2 separate regions of the Homo sapiens genome follow, and region 1 is linked to region 2. A link is a loop called in an ENCODE intact Hi-C map of the cell type or tissue named here. Cell type or tissue: PC-3. All regions are shown on one strand. Each heading gives the region's core, and the rest is flanking DNA. Links, peaks and the distances in the headings are about the cores only. Region 1 has its middle 47 kb from the start of CCDC112. Region 2 has its middle 84 kb from the start of FEM1C.

Region 1 (9,521 bases), core at 736-8,735, 120 kb after region 2:
TGTTCCTTCATTGATTTGCTAAATATGTATTACATACCCAGTGTGCAGCTGCTATAGGAGAAATGTAAGCAAAATGATTTGAGGTCATGGGTCATAAACTCAGATGGCTCTAGGACTGAAACAACTACCGTGAATCTGTGATTGTGACGAAGCAAACAGGAGAATCCTCGCCCCATTTAAAGCATTCACATTTAATTTTAAAAATCAACAAAACCTGCTTCCAGTTTTCAATCCCTGGAACATAGAGGAGGAAGTTAACTATTATGGAAGGGTAAGGCTTGAAGAGTGAGTAGACTGTCAATAAAAGAGAAAGAGCAGGAAAGGATATTATAACTTGAGACAATTTTACAAACAGAAGTCCGGGCTTCAGGGAGAGAAGAGCCTGGGTGAGTAGGATAAGTTCTGGGCTTTCAGTGTGAGAGGTTGAGACTTTAGTACAAACAGAACAGAATTTTTTCTTTTGGTGTGAATGGAATTCTACATCCCCTTCAACCTGTTCTTTTTCCAGAGTACTATGGCTTAGAAATGACACTACTATTCCTCCTGTCCTTCTGGCCAAAACCTAAGAACCATAATTCTTAATCCTCTTTACTCTCAGACCCTAGAGAAAGAGTCCCATTTTGTGGAAATTGAATTGTATGCATTAGTGGGGAGGGAGGGGTTCTCATTAAGTAAAAGACTACAAAACTAGATACAAAGATGCATATTTGGATGGGCTGGTGCAAATGGCAGGCCCTGAAGCCTAAGTTTCATGGAAACTCACCTCTGCAAACCCTACATGAACCCCCCCGGAATCTGATGCCTCTGCCTTCAAAAATATATCCCAAATCCAACTGTTCCTCCTGACATTCGCTACTAACCCACTAGATGAAAGCACCATTAGCTATGGCATAGATTCCGGCAGTTCCAGCCCCCTGACTTGTCCTCTACTGACACTCTTGCTTTGCTGCAGTGTATTCCAAACACATCAGGAGGAATGATTCTTTTTAAATCTAAATTGGATCACATCATTCCTTTCCTCAAAATTCTTCAATGGCTACCCATCACACATAGGATAAAATCTAAAGTTATTCCTATGGACTCCTATTGAAGGGGGCCAGCCCCTCCACACCTGTGGATATTTCTCATCAGGTGGGGTGAGAGACTGAGAAAAGAAATAAGACACAGAGACAAAGTATAGAGAAAGAACAGTGGGCCCAGGGGACCGGCACTCAGCATACGGAGGACCCACACCGGTGCCAGCCTCTGAGTTCCCTCAGTATTTATTGATCATTATTTTAACTATCTTAGCGAGGGGAGTGTAGTGGGGCAACAGGTGGGGAGAAGGTCAGCAGGGAAACGTGAGCAAAGGAATCTGTATCATGAATAAGTTCAAGGAAAGGTACTGTGCCTGGATGTGCACGTAGGCTAGATTTATGTTTCTCTTTACCCAAACATCTCAGTGTAGCAAAGAGTAACAGAGCAGTATTGCTGCCAGCGTATCTCACCTCCAGCCACAGGGCAGTTTTCTTCTATCTCAGAATAGAACGAATGGGAATGGTCAGCTTTACACTGAGACATTCCATTCCCAAGGACGAGCAGGAGACAGAAGCCTTCCTCTTACCTCAACTGCAAAGAGGCCTCCCTCTTTCACTACTTCTCCTCAGCACAGACCCTTTATGGGTGTCGGGCTGGTGGACGGTCAGGTCTTTCCCTTCCCATGAGGCCATGTCTCAGGCTGTCTTAGTGAGGGGAAACCTTGGACAATACCCAGGCTTTCTTGGGCAGAGGTCCCTGTGGCTTTCTGCAGTGCATTATGTCCCTGGTTAATCGAGAATGGAGGATGGCAATGACTTTTACCAAGCATACTGCCTGCAAACATACTATTAACAAGGCACATCCTGCACAGCCCTAAATCCATTAAACTTTGATTCATTACAGCACATGTTTCTGTAAGCACAGGGTTGGGGCTAAAGTTACAGGTTAACAGCATCTCAAAGCAGAAACAATTTTTCTTAGTACAGATCAAAATGGAGTGTCTTATATCTTCCTTTACTACATAGACACAGTAACAATCTGATCTCTCTTTCTTTTCTCCACACTTATGGGCTCCAAGGCCCTAATATGCAGCATCTGCTCACTTCTCAGACATTTTCTGCCACTCTTCCTGCTGATCACTCCACTGTAGCCACGTTGGTTGGCTTCCTTGCCATTCCTTTATCAAGGCCTTGGGGTCTTTGCATTTATTGTTTTCTCTGCCTAGAACACCTTTGCCCAGAATACTTTGATGACTCTCCCCCCTTACTTTATTCAGGCTTAGCTCACATGTTACCTTCAAATCACCCAATCCAAATGCACTACTTTAACCTCTATTTCCTTACTTGATTTATTATTTTTTATTTACCACTACTTACTTTACTATTATTTACTCATTTGGTGTTGCCTATTTCCCCTAGCAGAATGTAAACTCCATGAAGGTAGGGATTTTGTCTATTTTATTCCCTTCTGTTTTCCCAAAGAATAGCATAGGACCTAGCACAGAGAACAATATAACCCTTCTCTGGAGGAATATGACATCCTCCAAGGCCTCTATGATTTTTCAAACACAATGTACAGCATTTGATTAAACAAAAAAAATTCCAGGCATGTGAAGAAACAAGACCAAAAAAAGAGAAACTAACAATAAAAATAGACCCACAGATGACCCAGTTATTGAGAATTATCAGACACAAACTCTGTATTAACTGTAATTCATATATTTAAGAAAGCATATGACAAGATAGAGAATGTAATCAAAGAACTTGTATCTATACAAGAAATGCAATAGAGATTCTAGAACCAAAAAAATCAGTACTGAAATTAAGAAGTAGATTATTTATAGTATATTAGATTCAGCAAAAGACATGATTACGAAACTGAGAACAATAATGGTAGAAAATATAGAGGCTGAGGCATGAAAAACAAAAGAGGTAGAAAATACAAAATAGGGTAAACATATAGGACATGATGCAGATACATATGTGATGTGGTAAAAAGGCCTGAATAAGTACCACTGGACTTCAAAAAAGGGAAGAGAGAAGGAATTGGGTCAAAACAATACTTGAAGAAATAATGGCCAAGAGTTTTCCAAAAATGATGAAAGACATTAAACTACTAATTCAATAAGTTCTCCAAACCCTAAGTGGGATAAATACAAAGAAAACTACAAATAAGCACATCAAAGTGACATCATAGTGACTGCTAAAAAAATGACAAAAATAAATCTTTTAAAAGAAAGAGAAAGTCAGGAAAGAACAAGACAGGCAGATGAATTGTAAAGAGATTCATTGAAAGTCAGAAGGCAATATAATGGCATCATTAAAGTGCTAAAAGAAAACAATTGCCAACCTAGAAATCTATACCTAACACACATATTCCTCAAAAATGAAGGCAAAACAGAGTAGTTTCCAGACAAATAAAATATGACAGAATGTTTCACCCAGAGGTCTGCACTAAAAGAAATGTTAAATAAAATTATTAGGCAAAGGGAAAGTTACTTCAGACATGTCCACAGAAATGAAGAAAGGGATGATGAACAATGGCGAGGGTATGTGTAAATGAATATCATCTCTACTAAGAAGTAATAATGTCTTGTGGCATCTAAAATATATGAAGGAAGCTGGGCATGGTGGCTCAGTCCTGTAATCCCAGCTTTTTGGGAGACTGAGGCAGGTGGATTACTTAAGGTTAGGAGTTTGAGACCAGCCTGGTCAACATGGTGAAACCCTGTCTCTACTGAAAATACAATAAGTATTTGTATTAATATAAATAAATAAGAAGGAGTGAAAAGTTAACAATGATAACACAAAAGTGGGAGAGGATAAATGGACTTAAAGTGTTCTAATAGCTTATCAACATCTGGGAAGTAGTAAAATAATTTCAGTAGTCTCCCCTTAATCCATGTTATTATATGTTTCCTTATCATATGTTCCAAGACCCCTAGGGGATGCCTGAAACCACGGGTAGTACCAAACCCCACTGCCAAAATTTGGAATGTCTGCCCACAAATTTAATACTTTTTCCATTTTAACAAGGCACATATCATGCACTGTGACTGTAACTTTTGCAGTTTGAAGTACAGGAGCAAAACTAGCACATAATTTCCTTATTTGACTTGTAAAACTAGCCTGTAAATTTCCTTATTTATAATTTCACAAATAGAAGATTTTTTCTTCACATAGATCTTAGTAACTTTAATGTACTGTTTTGTTTTTTTTTTTTTTTTCCTATTCAATTGAGAACTTTCACCTTTTCACTTGAAGGAAGCATTTTCTGGTTTCTCTTCGGCATAGCTGAATTGCCAACATCACTATTTTTGCATGTTGGGGCCACTATTAAGTAAAATAAGTGTGACTTGAACACAAGCACTGTGATGCTCAACATTGGGTAAGATAACCCAGATGGCTCCTAAGTGACAAATGGGTGGGAGCCTCTATATTGTGAACATGCTGGACAAATAGATGATTCATGTACTGGGCAGATTAGAGTGAGACAGTGCAAAATTTCATCATGCTACTCTGGACAGCACACACAGTGTGAAACTTAGGAATTGTTTATTTCTGGAATTTTTCTTTTAATATTTTTGGACTTTGGTTGACTGAAGGTAACTGAAATCACAGAAAGTGAAACCCTGGAAGAGGAGGGACCACTGTAATTTATATGAGACTGTAGTAAGTCAATGATGCATAGTATAATCACTGGAGTAACCACTAAATGAGTAATATTTTTAAAACACACACACACACGCCAGGAAGTAGAGGGGAAAAAATAGAAAAATAAATTTTTACTCTGTTCAAAACAAGGCATGAAGGGGGAGAAAATGAAACACTGAACAAATGAGACAATTACCAAAAAAGTGTAAGTTAGCAGATTTGATGAAAACATATCAATAATTATTTTAAATTCCTGATCAGTCATATACTACTTATAAGAGACATACCTTAAATATAAAGAGCCAGAAAGGTTGGCAGTAAAAGAATGAAAAGGGATTTACCATGTACACACTAACTAAAAGCTAATATAGCTATATTAATATTCAACAAAGCCAACATTAAAGCAAGCCCGTTATCAATTTATTGCCTCTCAGCTCCAAAGTCACCCTGAGATATGTTTTGCCACAATGGACAGAATTTCTTTAAGCATCTCTCCTTTTTTTAAAATTTAATTTTATTTTAAGTTCCAGGATACATGTACAGGACATGCAGGTTTGTTACATAGGTAAACGTGTGCCGTGGTGGTTTGCTGTACCTATCAAGTCATCACCTAGGCATTAAGACTCACATGCATTAGCTATTTATTGTGAAGACATCTCTCCTTTTTAAAGAGCATGATGTTAACTAAGCTTTCTCAGTGGGCAATCCTAGAGGAACACTGCAGGAGGAAGGGCCTCTCCTGCTGCTTCTGGCTGCTCCATGGCAGGTCGGTGGTATTATGGTGAGGATATTTGGTAGAGCTCTGCCCCAGCTATGTGCCCAGAATTCCCAGTCCCCTGGTGACCTTGCAGCCTCAGCTTGGCCTGGGGATAACCTGAGCCACCAGGCGGCTCACCTGTGGCCTGGAAGGTTTCCTTTTTCTTTTTTATTTCCTTGTAGGAAAACTTTTAATGAACAATTGACCATTATAGATTTTCAGCCTTAGTATTTATTTTTTTCTATGTAAAATCAGATAATTAAAACAGCCTATCTCAAGTATGCTAGAAGACGATAGTATGAAAAAGAATAATAGTCATGTTTGCTCCCACTAGAGGGTTTCTTTCAAGGCCCCACTCCTTCTGCATATCCACACATCCAGTTGCTGATCCCCTGCCCTGCCCTGCATTCCGAAGAGTTGCTCCCTGTTTTATCCAGTGAAATCTGGACTCCTTCCAAGTTTGACCTTTCTTGGATATTCTCTAAGCCCTAGGGTGCCTTACAGAGTTTCCGCACATTTTACAGTCGCTCTTATCAGAGCATGAAAGTCTTTATTAAGTCCATTCACTTTATTAAACTTCCACTGCTTAACCCACTGATTGGACTCAGACTAATACAAAGGATTATGTCAAAGTGATGAAAGATCGGGAGATAGAACAATCCTAATTTTGTATTCAGGTAATAACATAACTTCAAATTATACCAAGCAAAAATTGCACTAAAAAAAGAAATTAACTAATCTATAATTATAGTGGGAAATTTAACATACCTCTCAATAATTGATAGAATGAAGCAGAAAGTAATATCAATAAGGATACAGAACATCTAAACAACATAATTAACATACTTGACCTAATTGACATACATAAATAGTCCACATAAAGACAATAGAGTGTGCATTCTTTTCAGGGAAACATGGAACATTTATTTAAATTGATAATATGTTAGGCCATAAAAGACACTTCAACAAATTTTTAAAATTTTAAAGGATTGAAGTCACTTATAGTATGCTTTCTGACCATAGTAGAAATAAGCTAGAAATCAATCACAAAAAGATAATTAACAAATAAAGATGATGAGAAAATAATATTTTGAAAATCAGCAATGCTATTCCAAATTAGGGTTAAACTTGTGAGGGTTGGGGCTTATTCTAAATAATGCTGCTTTTGTTTAGTGTAGTTCAAAAACATTTGCACTGAAACTATCTTTGGATGTATTGGTGGACTCACCCATACTAAAAACACAGACTGATTACTCATAACTTGTTACTTTTTTGCAATGTCAGATATTATTCAACTAGATCTATGCCCCACCCCTGGCCCTTAATCACAATATTTAACAGAGTGACTTTTGCATATTTCCAAAAATGAAATACACACCTAAAGTATGACCGTTTGGTAACGTTAAGGATATTTTTTAAATGCTCTGCTTTCTCCATCTGGCCCCTCTATACCTCAGTGTTCTCACATACAAAATAAGAGGGGTTGAATTGGAAGTTGCTAAGGGCTTTCTAACCCTTAAGATTGTATGAGTGGATGAACTCTGTGTGCAAATATTCTATTTTAATAAGCACGTTGACCCCTGAACAACACAAGTTTGAACAGCATGGGAAATACATGCAGATTTGCTATCCCTGAGACAGCAAGACCAACTCTTCCACTTCCTCCTCCTCCTCAGCCTACTCAACATGAAGATGATGAGGATGGAGACCTTTATGATAATCCACTTCTACTTAATGAATAAGGAACATATTTTCTCTTCCTTATGATTTTCTTAATAACATTTTCTTTCACTATAGCTTATTTTATTGTAAGAATACAATATACAATATAAATAACATATAAAATATGTGTTACTAAACTGTTTAAGTTATTGATAAGCCTTCTAGTCCACAGTAGGTTATTAGTAGTTAAATTTTGGGGAAATCATAAGCTATATGCAGATTTTTGACTGTGTGGGGTGTTGCCACCCCAATCCCTGTGTTGTTCAAGGGCCAACTCTGTTTGTATTATAATATGTTACCTGTCAAAACCATCAATTTAACTAGAGGCAAATGTAAAATCTTCATTTACATTGATCCTTGGTTAAGAAAAAAAAAAGAAGAGTCCATGTCATTTTTTTTCTGAAGCAGTGACAAATGCTTGAACTTTGAGGTGACTGAGGGATGAAAAAGTAACTTTTCCCTGTACAGGCATCTAGAAGGTACTGTGATCATGTGAACATGCTGATGATGATGTTTAAAATATTCCTGGGATGAACTCAGAACTGGGTCATGTATGCTCTCAAGATGGTGTAAACGTGAGAGGCTTTTCCTGGAACAGATTTCTGGTCATCTAATCTGACTTCAGCAGTCATATCTACCACCAGTCATCTCAGTAAATAATCTGAACATCACATATATTCTATTATATTTTCCTTTCCCTATATTAATATTATTCTTCAGCTAGATGAGTATGTTTTTAGTAGGAGTGGGGAGAATTCTCAATGCATACAATAAAGAAACACCAGTCTCTTTGGATTTTTTCTTGGCATTTTTAGTCTTATTTATTATTTCTGATAAAAATGACCAAAAATTTAAATGCAGCCTTTCACAGTTTGCAAATAATTCTTCTCATATTTATTTGGTGCTTGGGAACACTATGATGCATCAGAAAAATCGAGATGTTTAAGCCAGGAAGACTTGACTTTCAATTCTACTGTGGCTATGTACTTGCTCTGAGTCCTTGGACTAGTTACTTAATGCTTCAGTGAATATTTTTGACTGTAAGTAGCTGAAATCCAGTCCCAAACCAGCTTAAATGAAAAGGGAATTTGTTGTCTGTTAATTGAAAAAGCCCAGAGAGAGAGGACCGCTGTTTGGTCATCTCAATCTAAAGGCTCTCTCCATCTTTCTGTGACCGCCTTGATTCTGCCCTCCTATGTGTGTAAACTTCTTCCTCTGACTGGGAATGAGACGGATATAGTAGTTTCAGGCATCACAGCTGCACACTGAGTATAACAGTACTAGTTACTAACATATTAAAATACTTTGGTACTAGTTGATAATTACCCATTGCCCTGAACCTGATGAGGGTTCCCAATGTCCAGCCACTGTAGCTTCCCCCCAGGACTTCCTCACAATCTAGTACATAAAGAGGCAATATATGAAATTCAGGAATCCGGGTAATATATGGAAGCAGGAATTTCAGACCCTGCTTCAGTATTATGTTCAGCACTTATTCTGGTAAGTATGTATCAAATATTATTGCTATCACCCTGCTGACACATATCAACATTCAGATGGAACAAGAGAGCCTATCTTTCCTTATGGCCCTATAAAAGAGTAAGAAAACTTTCCCCAATGTCTCTAGTACACTGTCTCCCAATTTCCTTTGCCCAAACTAGATAATGTTTCATTTCCTGAACAAGTCCTATGGGAAGAAGAATGTCATTCCCTTAGGCTCACCCCTTAATCTAGAGGAGGGGACAACTTCTTTGCTAAGTGAGAGCCTGTATTTCTCTATGGCTCTATGAAACAGCAAGAAAACTTTCCCCAAAGTCCCTAGTACACTGTCTCCCAATTTCCTTTGTCCAAACTGGATAATGTTTCATTTCCTGACCAAGTCCTATGGCCAGAAGAATGTCATTCCCTTAGGCTCACTCTTAAAGCTAAAGGAAGGAACAACGTCTTTGCTAGGTGAGAGTAAATGAAACAGAATGCAACTGAACAGAGGGAAATGGATACTAAGAAGCCAACCAACAATGTCCATTTTTTGAATCTCAGTATTATCATCTATAAGATGATAATAATGTTGTATAATTCACAACACTGTTATAAAAATTAAATGAGATAATATAGTACATTACTTAGAACAGAGTTTGGTTCATTTATTTTATAATAGGTGCTCAATAATTTCTGGTTAACAACAATAAGCACAATAATAATAATATTGCTGTTGTGAAGAACTGTGAAGGAAATGTCTGAGATTTTATACCTTTCACTACCATAACAAGTCAGCCTGCCATGGTTTAACAGATCCTAGAAAAAGACACAACACACCTGGGTTAGAGATAAAGAACTTTATTGCTCATACACAGCACTAGCAATAGCCAGAG
Region 2 (9,521 bases), core at 413-8,412:
CTCTGGCCATGCAAACAAATATTTGGCAATCAATACTCATCCTTTCGTTTTTTTCTGGATACTTTCTTCTAATTTATATTCCAGTTCCCTAATCTAATATTTGGCTATATCTGTTCTACCTGTATATCTGGTAAACCTGTAGAATTCTTAACTATAGTTACTGTATTTTTTAGTTCTAGAATTTCTACTCAGTCCTTTTTCAAATAAAAGCAACTTTTTAAAGTTTCCACTTCCCAATTGAAATGTTCAAGATTTTCTTTTTCAGTCTGAAGACAGAAAACATGATTTTGGTGGCTGTGCCCAATACTTTCACTATCTGAAATCTTTGTGGGCTTGTTTCTGTTGTCTTTTTTTACTCCCTGGTTATGTCTCATACAGACCTTATGCTTAACATTGTATTTGAAATCTTATTCGTAGAAATAATTTGGGCATAGATTGAAAACATCTACCTCCACAGAAAATTTTAATTTGCTTCTGACACTCTAGACTACCTTAATTGAAATTTCAGGCTTGAGATTCCCTGGATCATCCATATGAGAACAGTGTTGATTTCAATTTATTCTTTCTCTAACAGCAGCGATTCTCAAACTTGTTTGTACATTTGAGTCACCTGGGAAACTTTAAAATGTACTGATGCTTGTTTCCTACAGTCAGAGATTGTGATTTGAATGGTCTCTGGTGTTACCTGGGCTTTGGAATTTTTAAAAGCTCTCCAGTGATTCTAATGTGCCCACAAGTTTGGGAAGCTCTGCCCTAAGAGTAAAGCCCTTCAGGACCTTCATTTAATGTGTGGGTATTTATCAGACTTTCCACTTGGCAGGTCCTTTTATCTATTTTGTTCAGTGAGGCTGCCAAATACCACAGCTCCATACTGCAGCTGTTTCTTCCTAATCAGGGCCAGTGCATCTGTGAGTACTTGCTTTTTCCTTCTTATATTCTCCCAAGTTTTTGGCATGGTAATCCCTCACTAGTTTGCTTTTTAAGGATTTTAAGAAAAAAAGTATGTATGTATATATTCATCCTCTACGTTACTCAATATACATATATAGCTGTTTTAGTCAACCTCATCAGGAGGATTGGTCTAGACTGCCATTAAGATAACTGAAAGTCCTCCAGTTGCTTTTAAAAAAAAGAAATAGGGGTAGTGTTTTTGCATTCCTACTCTTCTGAAAATGTCTTTATTTTATCAACTCTCTGGAGTTATAGTCTGGCTGAGATTCAAAGTCTAGGTTGAAACTTAATTTTCCTTCACATATTTGAAGGCACTATCTTATTGATCTCTTCTAACATTTATTGTAAGTGTTGTATAATCCTATTCCTTCCTCATGCTTATTTTCTTGTAAGTGACTTTTCCCCTCTCTTTGGGGACACAATTATCTCATAATGTTTCTCACATAATTTGGGGGTAACACATAATCTCACAATTACATAGTTTGGCATAGGGTGGGCCTTAATTAATTTATTTTTCTGTTCATAAAAGCAATGTGTTCAATCTGGAGATTTTTTTTTTACTCCTGGGAAATTTTATTGTCACTTTACTTTTTTTCTCTCTCTCTTTTTATTTTTATTTATTTATTTATTTTTTTGAGACAAGATCTCACTCTGTTACCCAGGCTGGAGTGCAGTGGTGTGATGATGATCTTTTTTTTTTTTTTAAAGGTAAATAAGTTATTTATTATTTCTTTCTTTTTTTATTTTATTATTATTATACTTTAAGTTTTAGGGTACGTGTGCACAATGTGGGTGATTGAACATGGAGTTCATAAATGCAAATCGGTCAATCAATAAAGCTGGAAACTTTTTCTTTAGGATAATTTAATTTGTCAAAAGATAATCTGATAACCATCATTCTACTCGCTACCTCCAAGACATCAACTTTTTTCAGTTTCACATATAAGTGAGAATATACAATATTTGTCTTTCTTTGCCGAGCTTATTTCACTTAACATAACATCCCCTAGTTCCATCCACATTTCTTCAAAAGACAGGATTTCGTTTTTTATGGCTGAAAATGTATTTATATACAATAGCATTCCATTGTATATACAGACCTCATTTTCTTTATCCATTTATTTGTTGATGGACACAGGTTGATTCCTTATCTTGGCTATTGTGAATAGTGCCACAATAAACATGGGGGTACAGATATTTCTTCAATATTCTGATTTCCTTTCTTTTGGATATATTCCCAATCGTGGGATTGCTGGATCATATGGTAGTTCCATTTTAAGATTTTTGAGGAACCTTTATATTGTTTCCATAATAGTTGTACTAATTTACATTCTCATCAGCAGTGTATAAGCATTCCCCTTTCTTCACATCCTCACCAACATTTAGTTTTTGTCTTTTTGATAACAGCCATTCTAACTGGGGTGGGATGATATCTCATTGTGGTTTTGACTTGCATTTCCCTAACAATTAGTGACGTTGAGCATTTTTTCACATACCTGTTAGCCATTTGTATATCTTCTTTAGAGAAGTGAGGCGGAGAAGAGTAGTAGGGAGGGAGAAATGAAGAGAAGTTGGTTAAGTTTGCAGACTTCCATGTCCCTCCCCTCTGTTGCCCCTATCTCTGTAGCCCCAAGTCAAAGCCTTTCCCATTCAAATTACACACAAAAAAACTCTTTCATCACCAGCCTGGGAAACTAGTGGCCTGACTGTGCAAGGTGAGAGAAGAACATGACTGCTTCACAAACGAACTTTCAACTTCTATTTTTAGCTCCTTACCTCACCCCAACCCTTCATTGTACCTGCTGTCTCCAAATCTTGAGCATCTCAGGTTTTCCATTGGGATGAATGAGCTAATTCATTTGTGGTAACTTGTCTTCAGGTGACTTAAATCCTTGCTTCCTCTGTCTTACTAAACCACTTACCTCCATCTGGTCCTATCTTTCAAACTTGTGTGGAATTCTCTTGTCTGCTTGTTTTCTTTATTCTCTTTGTCTTTTATGGGTTTCTACATTCTTTTAGACTCTAGTTAGCCATTCAAACTCCATGATTCATCAGTTCCTCATCCATACATGAAAATAATGCTGGCTTTGCCTATCTGACTCAGAGACTTTTTGTGTGTGGATATAGTTTGATAATATACATGAAAGTGATTGTGGGAAAGCCTAGAGGTCTTTATCATTATTTTCCTTATGATGTCTTTGTCCTCATTAATCTGATTTTCTAAATAAATGCTGAATTCAAATTATGCTCTCATTTCTCACCAGAATGAGCAGTGTCTGTTTCTTCTTGGTTGTGGAAATTGTATCCCTCTTCCTTTTCATCTGCTACCATCTCTTTTCTGTTGAGGTTTTCAGGGTGTGCATGAATCACCACTGCTCCAAATGACTGTGTGATATTCTCTGCCCCACCCTTGAAGCACTCATCACTGGCTGGGTGGATTCTCACTGAGCTATCATGGGTGGTGACACCTACCATCTTTGAGCTTCCCAAGGAGTATCCCAGCTGCTAAACTGGGACTGATCAACAAGGGGAGGCTGATTCTCCATTGCTGGAGTTCTGATTTCTACCCAATGGGTGCTTTGTTGTGAAAGAGATTTCACTAACTAGTCAGGCCAAACCACCTATTTTAAATCAAGATAATGATCGTTAACACTTCCAGATTCTAAGAATGTTACATGTTTTAACTTATTTCATCTGCACAACACCCTGTAATATCCTATGTCACGGGGAACAAAACTGAGACCCAGGTTGATTAACAAACTTGCTCAGTTTCACAATGCTCGTCAGTAGCAGAGCTGGAATTTAATCCCAGACAATCTCTCCCCAGAGTCTAGGCTCTAAACCACAATTTTATCCTGTCTCTTAAATCGGCTTTGTTTAACTAGCTAAGAGTGAAGAAAATCTTCCAGAATTTAAAGTGCATAGTAGGGTGCTGGCCTTCCTTGATTCTTTGATAATGTAAATAAAAGTCAACACTGGGGTTCTACCTCTAAGGTTCTACCTTGTTTGTACCCAATACTCCAACCAATTGGACACTGATTTCTTAGGTGCTTGAGTAATAGGCTGATGGCAGGTTGAACCATATGAAATTGTCAATATTTGGCCATTTTTGACCTATATAAATGGCAATGTCATATGAATCAATTCAATATTTGTTGAGCCCCTACCTACTTTGGTGGAAGACATGGTTCCAGGCATTTTTCTTACGTTACTTAACCTTTACAACAATATTTCCAAGTATTTTTACCTCAATTTTTCACATGAGGAAATAGGCTGAAACTAACTAGCTGGAGATCACTCAGCAATTGAAGTGGTAAAGCCAGGGATCCTGTTCCAAGGTGGATTCCTTTCCACTGCACAGCTCTGCTGGCTGAGCCCCAGGAGCTGAGTGGAGCTGGAGGTTCTGCAGGCAAAAAGGAAGGTCACATTCGAGTGGCACACTCAAGTTATATCAGTTTTGAAGTTGAGCATGAGTCAAAAGGAGGAAATCAAATGACCTCTGGTAAACAGATATGAGTCAATCAGCAGCAAAAGTCAGCTTTGGGAAAGTGAATCAGACCTATTCCATTTTATTCAGTATTGTCACGACTGTGGGTGTACTTGCTACAGCTTTAAAGAAAATTTGGGGATTGAAGGGTGATTTGCCTAATTGGAGAATACTGTCATGGGAAGCCCAGCCAGGAGAGCCCAGATGGGGGTGGGGAGGCGGGGCATCTAAAACAGCTGGGGACTATTGGGATTCAAAATTGGAACAAATACAACTATGGAACTTAGGGAGTTTGAGGAAGAGATAGGATGGGAAGGTCTTTGGTAGTACAACCAGAAAAGAATGATAATTTGGGGCTCTCCAGAATCTCCAGTGCTAATTGAGCCAGATGGGGCTTGGCAACCCAGGTTAGCCACGTGGAAGCATTTTGGAATGACTACAGGCTGTAAGTTACAGATGCTGGGTTGGGAAGACAGGGAGTGTTAAATGGGCACAAACACACTGAGATATGTTCCAGTTAAGTGGAATATTATTCAGGGGTAGATGCAAAAATAGTTGAAGTGGTTCATAGACATTCATTTTAATTCTATGACTTTCCTCTGTGGGAAACTACTTTCATCTGGTTCTTTTCAATATGAAGTGAGTCATATTCTTTTTATTTGCCACAAGCATTTATTTGCCATAAGTGTCTTAAAGCATTTGACAATTGCTGCCTTATTTTCAAGAAATTGATTGAAACACCCTTGCTGAGCTGCTCAGAATTTGAGATTAATTCTCAACCACTGGCACAAAAGTAGCAAGAGAAGATAAGAGTGAATGTGGTCATTGATCAACAGATGTTTGTTTTAACTCTTTTCTGGAAAACCTGCCAAATACTGGGGAGTGTAAAGGCATCCAGACTGCCTTCTCTGAGCTTATACTCTAATTGGGAGAAATATGACATATACACAGAGCAGAAGACATTGACTTACAAATGCCAAATGTGCAGTGAATAAACAAAGTTACGGGAAGCAAGGAGGCCGACATTGGCAGTGGGGCTAAACAAGGCCCATGATTCCTGGAGAGGGTAGATTTGAGCTGATCCTTAAAGAATGAGCATTCAGGGATACTAGGAAAAGGGAGGAAGGCATTGCAGGCAATGAGAATGGCACAAGAAAGAAGTCCAGGGGTGAGAGAACCCCTATTTGCTCAGAACCCAAGAGGACCGGGTTGGACAGAGTGGAGAAATTGTTGGTGAAGTAGTATGAGTGCCCCCACTTCTTTTCTCTACATGATTTCCTGAGTGATCTCATTCCGTCTTTCTCATTTAAATAATGTCTATATGCTGATGATTCCTGGATTTATAATTCCAGCACAGACTGTTCTTCTGTATTCATGACAGAACTCTTGATTTTTGCCCTCCCAGCTCATCCCTGTCTTCCCACTTCCCATGTCTTTCTCCTGTTGGTAAATGGCATCATGATTTACTCAGGTGATCAAGCCCAAGCCCTGGGAATCATGCTTGACTTCTTTCATTTACTAGCCCATCTCTGATCCATCAACAAGTGACATCAGCTCTTCCACAAGAGTATCTCAAATATGTTCATGTTTTTCTGATTTCTACAAATACCACCCTGGTTCAAGGCACCAAGCTCTCCTGCCTGTCATTCTATCATAGCCCCTGATTTCAATCCTTCCAAGCTTAGCTCCCTGAAGTACTTTCTGTAACCTGCAGTAAGAATTTTGTTTTTGAAATGTCATCAGAACATATGTCAGTGGATCACTCTTCTGTTTAAAATGCTTTGATCGCTTCCCAGTGCTCATAGTATAAAATCCCAACTCCTCACCATGATCTACATCACCCTGCTTTGTGGACACCTCCCATGCCTGGCCAGCATCCATGCAACTTCTTCTACTAGCAGATTCTCCATTTTTCTTTAGGGGAACTACCCCTCCCTGATTCTTCCTGCAAGTGGTCTGTGTGGGCTGATTCCACCCCATGTCCTGTTTCAGCAGCCAGCAAGTAACTCCAGCATGGACAATTAGCATATTCTTTCCCCATGTTACAGTGGTTGTCTGAGAGATGAACACATCTCCTAAGTTGATTGGATAAAACTCAAGCCTAGATCTTTTACTAGAACACTGGTGCTTCTGGTGAGGGCCTAAAGAATATTACAATCATGGTGGAGCGAAGGGGAGCCAGAATGTCACACGGTGAGAGACAAAGCAAGAGAGAGAGGAGGAGTGGCATGCTACTCTAAACAACCAGCTCTCACATGAAATCACAGACTAAGAACTCACTCAATGCGGCAAGGACAGCACTAAGCCATTCATGAGGGATCCGCCCCCATGACCCAAACACCTCCCACTAGGCTCCCCCTTCAGCAGTGGGGATCACATTTCAGCATGAGATTTGGAGAGAACCACGTCCAAACCATATCACCTGGGAACTGCTGGCTGTAAAATTATGCATACTTGGAGTTAATAGGGAACCATCTGTGGGAGGAGGCTTCCTGAGTGCGAAGCCAACTCAGAACAAAGGAGACTGGGAATGGAGAAAGACCAAGTTTTGTGGACTCTGAGTCCAGCACAATCCTTCTTCCCATGCAGTGCCTCTACTTTTCAGTTACATGAGTCAAAATGTTCTCATTTTAGTTCTACTGTATGCTTATGCCTATACCTATCTATGTCTATTTATCTTTTGAAGAGATGGGAAGATCTCTTTCCAAGGAGCCTCCCCGGGAGTCTGCCCGTGTGTCTCGTTGGCCAGCATTGGTTCCTATGTCCATGCCAAACCAATTCCCAGAGGCTTAGGCCAATCCCTAAAGTGCATGGATCCTTGGGAGAGTAGGCAAAATTTGAGTTCTGTTAGAAAGCAGGTGGCAGGTGACTCATTGCTGGTTGTAATTTAACAGGGTCTGCGACGTAAGGTTATCTTCTTTTCTTGGAGTTTTCCAGGCGCTATAAATGTGAAAGAGGCCTGACACCATGAATGGGGGAAGCAGTTGGTTGTATATCTAAACAGGATTGGTGGTTTCCAAACTGACCCCTGATGGTCTGCATGATTTTGGTGGAATCCCCTCTGCTTTCTTGATTTTAGTTTCAATCTCTGTATTAGGAATTCAGAGATTTAGCCACAATGTGTATACAGTGTATACAGCACAGACCATCTCAGAAAATAGATTTTAAAAAGGACCTTCCCTTCTGTGTTATTGCCTTATAGAAACTCATAAAACATTTTTGAAGCCACAGGGTTTTATCATTTTGCTGCAGCTTTTTTTTAAATTTACCCATTCCTGCCCCGTTCCCAGTGCCACCTCTTTTCCCTGTTCTGGTTATTTATAATTTAAAGAGAATATGCTCTGCCTCTCAAACACTGTCTATTGGAAACCACTGACACAGAAAAGGAGAATCAAAATCAGTCTCCTTAGGCTGCCTCTGAAGGATTTCACGCAGCTGTAATTGAATTAGTGCCTTTTCTGAATGGTCTGGGGCCAGGATCAATAAAGCTCCACAAAAGTTTAGACTCCTAAGGGGAACTGTGGGGAAACTGCAGGAAGAATTCCAGGGAGGGCAAATCCTTGAGGGCTGCAGAGCCCAGAGCAATGCAGCCAGCATGCGCCAGATGTTATGAAAGTATGTATGCTTGTAATGTAAATTAATAGCCATCAAAAATAACTGCAACATCCTGGGGCACCCACTGCCACCACCAAACCTAGGGCTCAGGGTAGACACCCCAGTTTCCCTCCCGGAAGAACAGGCTTGATTTAGAAGGGGTCCCCTGGAGGGTGGAGCTGAAGGTGAGGAGTTAGGCGAACAGATGAGGCAACTTGGCCCCTGGAGACACCCAGACCTTTGTTCCTAGGAAGTGGATCCTCCTTTTTTGCCGTCTCCTGTTGATCCTCTGTGACTCGGCTCAGGCTCTGCCTTCCTCTTAGAGCCTGCCCTGACACCTGTCCACAGTTCTGATAGTTCTGTGCTCCCACGGCACTCTGCCCTTGACCAAAGAAGCTCTTCCACGGGCTGAAATTGCAGGGCCATTTGTTTTTCTTCCCCACTAACCTTGTTTCTTGAGGATTTACCAATCACTTCATCAAACGCTAGCTGTGTAGCCTCAGACAGATTTATTAGATTTTCTGAGCCTGTTTCCTCATCTGTAAAATGGGGATAATGACAAACCTTTCTTCAAATGGTTGTTGTGAGAATTAAATAAGATAGTGTGTAGCCCAGAAGCTGGGGTATAGTACTCTGTAAATATTGTTTTGGGGTTATTACATCATCATTATTATTATCTTTATATTTGATTCCTCATCAGTGAGTCAGGGTACATGTTGCGTGATCAGTATATGTTGTTGAGGGAAAATGAATGTGGGATCGCTTGAGCAGAGAAAGAACATATAAACAGGTAATGATAATGAAGATCATTATTATAGTAAGCCAACAATGCAGGGAGACGTGACAGGGTGGCAAGTGTGTGTAATTAACTCTCTAGAGGGAGGGACCTACAAGAGTTCATTGATTGCAAAAGAATGAAATATCCCTGTGAGATGAAGCAGTCAGGCGAGACTTCACCAGGGCCAGTAGAGCCTGCGATGTCTGTAAGGATAGATGGGACCTGAATACACAGAGAGGAAAGGGGAGGAATTTCAGATAGAGGTCCCCTATACTCAGACCTGACATCTTGGAAAATGTGAGCATTGGGGATGTTCCCTTCAGGAGCTGATATTTAATTTGACTTTAGGATCTGTGGCTTAACCCTAAAGGGCCCAGCCCAATCCCAGAGTCTGTTTTATTCTTGTTGGAGAGTGGGTGGCGGTGGCAGTACCAAGCCCACACATCTGCAGAAACATTTTCTTTGTAAACCAGCTCTCTGTGACAATCATTGCATGTGTTTTGGGGTAGGGGCCAGCTGACTCAGGAATTAATCAAACCTTTTATGCCCATTCTCATCAGCTTTCAAAGAGTCTTTACACAGAACACTCCTAAATGAGCAGTGAATGAATATTCATAGACATATTTTCCTTACCACCAATCCGGAAGGACACCACTCTCAGAGCCATTTTGCTGTTTCTTGGTAGAGTGGACTGACTTTGGCCTTTGTGCT

Evidence for each region. Peaks named below come from ENCODE experiments on the same cell type or tissue, not always from the same donor. Only the 100,000 strongest peaks of a DNase experiment are listed, where the experiment ranks them.
Region 1: a loop joins it to region 2, with 7 times the contacts of the local background. A loop is called at or near these places in 2 of 110 quality-filtered maps.

What each region holds. Positions count from the first base shown.
Region 1 is chr5:115,339,133-115,348,653 of GRCh38, reverse strand. No RefSeq gene overlaps it. Among named protein-coding and RNA genes, the nearest start is that of CCDC112, 47 kb to the right of the region's middle. In PC-3, for the core only: no CTCF peak of the experiment used is centred there; no DNase peak of the experiment used is centred there; H3K27ac peaks cover 1,078 bases.
Region 2 is chr5:115,455,525-115,465,045 of GRCh38, reverse strand. No RefSeq gene overlaps it. Among named protein-coding and RNA genes, the nearest start is that of FEM1C, 84 kb to the left of the region's middle. RefSeq lists an enhancer at 3,545-4,744. In PC-3, for the core only: no CTCF peak of the experiment used is centred there; DNase peaks (open chromatin) are centred at 2,975, 3,345, 4,405 and 5,085; H3K4me3 peaks cover 1,419 bases; H3K27ac peaks cover 4,264 bases.